2 separate regions of the Homo sapiens genome follow, and region 1 is linked to region 2. The links are chromatin contacts, found by Hi-C or POLR2A ChIA-PET in ENCODE. All regions are on one chromosome and are shown on one strand. The core of a region is the stretch at or near the end of the contact, and the rest is flanking DNA. Distances in the headings are between cores, read along the strand shown. Region 1 overlaps EPHA2-AS1 (EPHA2 antisense RNA 1). Region 2 holds the start of PLEKHM2 (pleckstrin homology and RUN domain containing M2).

What was found. A loop is a pair of places that touch in the nucleus more often than their neighbours do. ChIA-PET counts read pairs that join two places held with the same protein, here RNA polymerase II (POLR2A). Pooled maps may share reads with other maps.
Region 1: POLR2A ChIA-PET joins it to region 2 with 10 read pairs in activated T-cell. The contact joins the enhancer-like site here to the promoter of PLEKHM2 in region 2. A Hi-C loop is called at or near these places in 1 of 50 pooled maps. POLR2A ChIA-PET finds 5 or more read pairs at or near these places in 2 of 52 experiments (GM10248 and activated T-cell).

Annotation. Positions count from the first base shown.
Region 1 is chr1:16,166,670-16,169,902 of GRCh38, reverse strand. It overlaps EPHA2-AS1 (EPHA2 antisense RNA 1), which reads right to left. Exons shown (of 3, transcript NR_187275.1): 3 at 3,161-3,233. Among named protein-coding and RNA genes, the nearest start is that of EPHA2, 12 kb to the right of the region's middle. RefSeq lists an enhancer at 920-1,565 and a silencer at 1,754-2,153. Within about 2 kb of position 1,947, at least 7 of the 41 ENCODE cell types and tissues checked have a DNase peak (open chromatin) inside an H3K27ac peak, as active enhancers do.
Region 2 is chr1:15,682,470-15,685,930 of GRCh38, reverse strand. It overlaps PLEKHM2 (pleckstrin homology and RUN domain containing M2), which reads right to left and starts at 1,611. Exons shown (of 20, transcript NM_015164.4): 1 at 1,313-1,611. The coding sequence starts at 1,372. RefSeq lists an enhancer at 628-687 and silencers at 918-987, 1,508-1,587, 1,678-1,757.

The DNA of each region.
Region 1 (3,233 bases), core at 698-3,197, 480 kb before region 2:
GCATGCCTGTAATCTCAGCTACTCAGGAGGCTGAGGCAGGAGAATCACTTGAACCCAGGAGATGAAGGTTGCAGTGGGCTGAGATCATGCCACTGCACGCTAGCCTGGGCGACAGAGTGACACTCTGTCTCAAAAAAAAAGGTTTTGGGCACATAGCCAAGATCACTAAATAGAAGGGATGATGATTGTGGTGTTGCTGCCCTGGAAGTTGTCTCTGGGCCCATTTCTCCTCTTCTGAGCCTGTGCTGGAACGGGTCTGAAGGTCTGGGATGAGGCTTTCTTTTTATGGCAGAGCTGGAGGTTTCCCCACCAAGAACCCAGTCCTGTAGACCTCAGATCTCAGGATCAGGACAAGGGACTGGGGCACCTTGGGGTGTGCTTGTGCTTGGAGAGACATGGTCAGCCTTCAGCCTGGATTTGGGCATTTCTAGTGACCACAGACCTAGGGGAGTGACAGAGGTGTCCTAACCCTTAGCAGTGTCCCGTCTGACAGGAGAGGCACAGCCCCTCACCCCCAGGAGCATCCAGTCAGAGGAGGGAGACAGCACAAGGAGTCACCCTCTCAATAAGCTAAGACTTCAGAATGGCAGAGCTGGAAGACCCCTTAGAGATGTCTCTTGAGTCACTAGGAGCTTGGTCTGGAGAGATTCACTTAGGGTCCCAAGGGTGGGGATGCACTGGGGGACAGAGTGGGGGTGTGACGCAGCCGGGCTGAGGTGAACTAGAGCATGCATACCCTGACTACAGGCCTTCAGAGTCAGAATGCCACACTCAGCCCCTGCTCAGACAAACCTGCGGTCTCATTCCCACCCTTGCGTGGTCACTCGGCAAGCGCCTGGTGCGAGCTTCCCTTTTTACAAATGAGAACACTGAGACTAGAATGAGGAGGGAATTTTCCAGGTGTGAGACCTTGAGCAGACCCCCTACCAGCTTTAGTTTTCTCATTTGTAAATATCGACAAAAGTGGCCTCTCCATACAGGGTTGGTATGAGGACAGAAGAAGATGGGGGTGAAGGAAGCACAGAGACAAAGCTCAGCCAAGCCTAGCCACGATCACAGTGATGATGAATTATTATTGTTATGAAGTGTCAGTGGTGCCACCGGGCGTGGTGGTGGTGGCTGAAAGCTTCCTGGAGGAGGTGACTTTTAAAGGCAGGGGTGGCCGAGTGCAGTGGCTCATGCCTGTAATCCTAACACTTTGGGAGGCGGAGGTGGGCAGGTTGTTTGAGTCCAGGAGTTTAACACCAGCCTGGGCAACATGGCAAGACCCTGTCTCTATAATACAAAAATTGCCGGGCATTGCCAGGCACGGTGGCTCACGCCTGTAATCTCAGCACTTTGGGAGGCTGAGGCAGGCAGATCACGAGGTCAGGAGTTTGAGATCAGCCTGGTCAACGTGGTGAAACCCCGTCTCTACTAAAAATACCAAAAAAATTAGCCGGGTGTGATGGCACGCGCCTGTAATCCCAGCTACTCAGGAGGCTAAGGCAGGAGAATTGCTTGAACCTGGGAGGCGGAGGTTGCAGTGGGCCAAGATCTGGCCACGGCACTCCAGCCTGGGTGACAGAGGGCGACATCACCACACACACACACAAAATTAGCCAGGCGTGGTGGTCCCAGCTATTGGGAAACTGGGGTGGGAGGATCACCTGAGCCTGGGGAGATGGAAGGCTGTAGAGAGTCATGATCGCACCACTGCACTCTGGCCTGGGTGACAGAGCGAGATCCTGTTTGAAAAAAATAAATAAATACATTTTAAAATAAATTTAAGACAAATAAAGGCAAGGGTGATGGGTTTGGGGAGGAGGGGCGGAGAGAGAGGCGGGCCCAGCGAGGCTGGCGGGGCCCAAGGGGAGGAACCTGCAATGGTATGCAAAGTGCATGGGGCTCTCCGGGCCGCCGCCTCCCCGCCCCGGTTTCCATGGCGACGGAGGCCGCCGCCCCCCAGGCCCAGACCCCTTTTACGAGACGCAGAGGCAGTTCCTCGCCGCGGGGAAGGGGCTCTGGCTCCGGCTCCGCGGTAAACTGCGAGCGGCGGCCCTCAAAGGCGGCACCTGCGGAGCCGGAAGCTGGGGCGGACCGGGGTGCGAGACTTGGGGGGATGGGGGTGAGGCTGGGACAGGGGCCGCCCCGCCGCGCTTCCTCTCGCCTCTTGCGCTCGCTTCTACACAGCACTTCCCACCCCGAGACCCTAGCTTCCTCCGGACCCGCTCCCACGGCAGGTGGGCCATCCCCCCACCCACTCCCCCACCCCGCCCTACGGGACCCGGAGTTCCACCCCGTGCCCCCCACCGCACCCCTGGCCCGCGTCCCTCCCCGCGTCTCCTCCGGTCCCGCTCCATTGTCCTGGGCAGCCTTGCTCTCTCCTGCCTCCTCCCACCTGCCTCTCCTCCACGTGGCCCGGGCTCCTTCCTGGGCTTTCCCGGGCGCCCAGCATTCTCCATCTGCCTCTGTGTCTCCGTCTCTCCAAGTCTCTTTCTGCTGGTCTCTCGTCTCTCAGCAGCAGGAAGAGGAGAGGGAGCGGCGGTGGGGAGTGAGAGCCCTTTGAGGGAGGAGACTGGATGACCCCAGGCAAGGGACTTCCAGGGCTTGAGGGGCCTGGGTCCCCAACCATGCTGGGCATTAGTCAGGCCCCTCTTAAGTAATCAGGAAGAACGGAAGCCGGGCACAGTGGCTCATGCCGGTAATCCCAGCATTTTGGGAGGCAGAGGCAGGTGGATCACCTGAGGTCAGGAGTTCGAGACCAGCCTGGCCAAAATGGTGAAACCCCATCTCTGCTAAAAATACAAAAATTAACCAGGCGTGGTGGCGCGTGCCTGTAATACCAGCTACTTGGGAGGCTGAGGCAGGAGAATCACTTGAATCCGGGAGGCGGAGGTTGTAGTGAGCCAAGATCCGGCCATTGCACTCCAGCCTGGGTGACAGAGCAAGACTCCATCCCGGAAAAGAAAAAACAAAACCAAAAAACAAAAATTAGCCAGGCGTGGTGGCGCAGGCCTGTAATCCCAGCAACTTGGGAGGCTGAGACAGGAGAACTGCTTGAACTCAGGAGGTGGAGGTTGCAGTGGGCTGAGATCGTGCCACTGCACTCCAGCCTGGAGGACAAAGCAAGACTCTGTCCCCACCACCCCCCCAAAAAGGAAAAAGAATGGAGGTGGGAGAGTTTTCCAGTCGTGTATTTATTTTTGAGCAGGCCATTGATGCCTATGGTGCAACAGACCACAGGGAGAATA
Region 2 (3,461 bases), core at 362-2,861:
AACAAAGTATTTGCTCATCCTGCCCTCCTTGAGTAAGCAAAAACCATACCCCATTACATTAGCAAAGCTCAGTAAAACTACGTAAAACTCTTGTTGGATCTCTGCAATGTTACTTTAGCTGTGCTTTTAGAGGAATGTTTTCAGTAAGGGCAATTCGAGAATCTATTTTCTTTTTAAGTCACATTTATCTTTATGAAAGGTAAAATAGCTTGCCTGTGTTGCTTTTGAGGAATCTCAGTGGGAAAACAGACAATTATTTAAATATGATGGTTGATCTAATTAATTCTATCCATTTTGCTTCTTCAAGTAAAATAAGCTGCTGAGTCCCTCACCCAAGCCATTTTCTTTCTCTTTTTTCTTTCTTTCTTTCTTTTTTTTTTTTTTTTTTTCAGTTTCTGAGACTATCTGGTGAGCCAGGAATTCAAATTACACAAACACACACACAGAGAGGGAGAGAGAGAGAAAAATCCATTCTGATTTGGCCATTTAGGTTTTCAGTGAATATGGATTCTTTTAAATTTATTATTATTATTTTTATATCCAGCCCAAAAACGTCAGAATATGGATTCTACCTTCTAGCACGGACCCTTTTGCGGATATGCCAACTTCATCACAAATACATGCCCTTGACAGGTATGTACTCATTTCTACCTGGAATTGGGACAGTGATGTTTACTGCGGCAAGCCCCACAGCAAGGTGTCTGTGGTGTCACCCGGTTCCCCGGATCAGCATCCAAAATGCAATCCCCATGTACTTCAGGTTCTTATAATCAAAGCCCCTAGTGAACCTCTTCAAAGCTACCATCCTTGAGCAAGATTATTCAGGGGACTTCCCAGGAGCAGAGGCAATGTCGCCGGGACCCAGGCCATGGGAAAGTGAAGTTGCTTATCACTGGCCTCCACCCTGACTGCCAGACCCTGGGCGACGCCAGCCTGGCGGGGGGACCCGGGGATGCAGCGGATTCCACAGGAGGCTGCATGGGGTTCCTTCAGGAGCTCCCGGGGGCGCCGCTGCCCCAGTGGGGGACCGGAGGGTCGCTGACCCCTCTCCGGGAGGGCAGGGCCCCGGGCCAGGTTTGGGGAAGCTCCGAGGATGCTGACCTCAACTTTGTTCTTTAAAAATAGCTCCGAGGCCGCGGCGCTCACGTGAGCGGCGCCGCTTCCCCTCTACCGGCCCGGGGCTCCCGGCCGCTCGTCGCCCCCCGGGTCGCGGAGGGGAAGGGCGGGGGGCCCCGGCCCGGGAGAGCGCCGCCGGAGGGCGTGGGGGGCGCGGCGAGGAAGGGGCCCCGGCCGGGAGGGAGGCCGCGCTCACCTTCTTCACCGACAGCGAGATGTTCTCCAGGATCCGGTCCTTCACCTCCCCCGGCTCCATGGCGCTGCCACCGTCGCCGCCACCGCCACCGCCACCGCCGCCGCCGCCCCGCCGCCGCTTCCCGCGCCGGGGGCCGGGGGCCGCCGCCAACCGCTGCCGCCGGCCGTACGGGGGCTCCGTCGTGCCGGCCGCGGGGCCCGGCGCCCGCCGCCCGGCCCTCGCCTCGCCTGGGCCCTCGCTCCACCGCGGCCCGGAGGCTCCGGAGCGCGGCCGGCGGGGAAGGAGGCCGCGGGCTGTGCGCCGCGGCGGCGGCGGCGGCAGGAACTGATGTCAGGCGGGGCGGCGCCAGGGCCCGCCTGCGCCTGGGGACTCCGGGGACCCGGAGACCCGCACAGACCCTTGGCCGCGGCCCTCCCCAGAGACCCCGAGACCCGCCCCCAGCCCTCCTCAAGTCACAGACTCTCCCCGGCACCCCAGAGACACCCTCAGACCCCAGGGACGCCAGAGACCTCGACCCCGCCTGCCGGGGACCTCGGGGCTCCTCAGAGACCCTCCCCAAGCCCTCCTCAGCCCACAGATTCCTTCAGGGACCCCAGAGACACCCTCAGACCCCAGGGACTCCGGACACCCCGACCCCGCCTGCCAGAGACCCCCACAGACCCTGGGACCCCGGCCCTCCTCGGAGACCCTCCCCCAGGCCTCGTCAGCCCACAGATTCCCTCAGGGACCCCAGAGACACCCTCAGACCCCAGGAACTCCGGAGACCCCGACCCCGCCTGCCCGGGACACCGGCCCTCCTCAGAGACCCTGGAGACCCTCCCCCTCAGCCCTCAGGCCATAGACTCCCCCCTGGGACCTCAGAGACACCCTCAGACTCCAGGGACTCCGGAGACCCCAACCCCACCTGCTGGGGACCCCCACAGACCCTGGGCCCCCAGCCCTCCTCAGAGACCCCCAAAGACCCCGAGGCACTGGCCCTCCCCAGAGACCCTGAGACCCTCCCCACAGCCCTCCTCAGCCCACAGGATCCCCCCACAAAACCCCAGAGACTCCCACAGGCCCCAAGGACTCTGGAGACTCCGACCCCACAGGCCAGAGACCCCCACAGACCCTGAGACCCCGGCCCTCCTCAGAGACTCGAGACACCCACAGACCCTGGGCCCCCTCCCGCCGGCCCTCTTTAGTCCACAGACCCCTCCTTGGAGACCCCAGTGCACCCCACTAACTCTGGCCAGGGACCCCAAGACCCTCTTAGCCTGCAAGCCCCACTTATCTTCCTCCCCTTCCTTAGCCCAGCCACCCCCTCAATGTGCAGACCCAGGCCCCCTGGCTTTCGCAGCCTGGAGGACCCAGCACCCCCACCGGGTCAGCCTAGACTCCAGTCCCCAGCCCTAGACCCTCCCTGGGCCCCCTGGCCCTCCACAGCCTCCCCTCCTCAGTGCCTCACCCTCAAGGCCCAGTCCTACATTTGAGGTCCCTGGTGTTCCTCCCCACCCCCAAAACACACCCTCCTCACCTTCAGCCCCAATGCCCCATTCCCACTCCTTATCCTTATCCCTCTTCTTCAGCCCCACGTATCCCAAGGGCCTCAACTCCCTCAGCCCCTGAAACCCACCGTAACAACTCTCTTCCCACACACCCTCCTCAAATCCACCATCTCATAAAGCCCCTGCACTTAGAGGTGTCAGTCTCCTACCTGGCTCTCTTCCCTCCTTAAGTTCCCAAATAAATATATCCTGACACATAGATTAGTCCCTCCTTTTTATTCTCAGACACCCCAGTTCTCAACTCTGGTTCCCTGGTCTTCCCTCTTCTCTGCTCAGGCCACCCCATCCCTGAAGTCCCCTTAGCATCTGAAATACTGATTCATTGCTTATCTCAGAGGGACCCCACAAGCCTCCAAAGGTCGCTCCCCAGCCCCTTAGTTTCCCAAGGAGAGACCCAAAATAGTGGTACTTTGTTTTTTGTTTTTTTTGTTTTGTTTTGTTTTGTTTGTTTTTGAGACAGAGCCTTGCTCTGTTCCCCAGGCTGGAATGCGGTGGTGCGATCTCTGCTCACTGCAACTTCCGCTTCCCAGCTTTAAGCGATTCTCCTGCCTCAGCCTCCCGAGTAGCTGGGACTACAAGTGCATGTGACACCATGCCCAGCT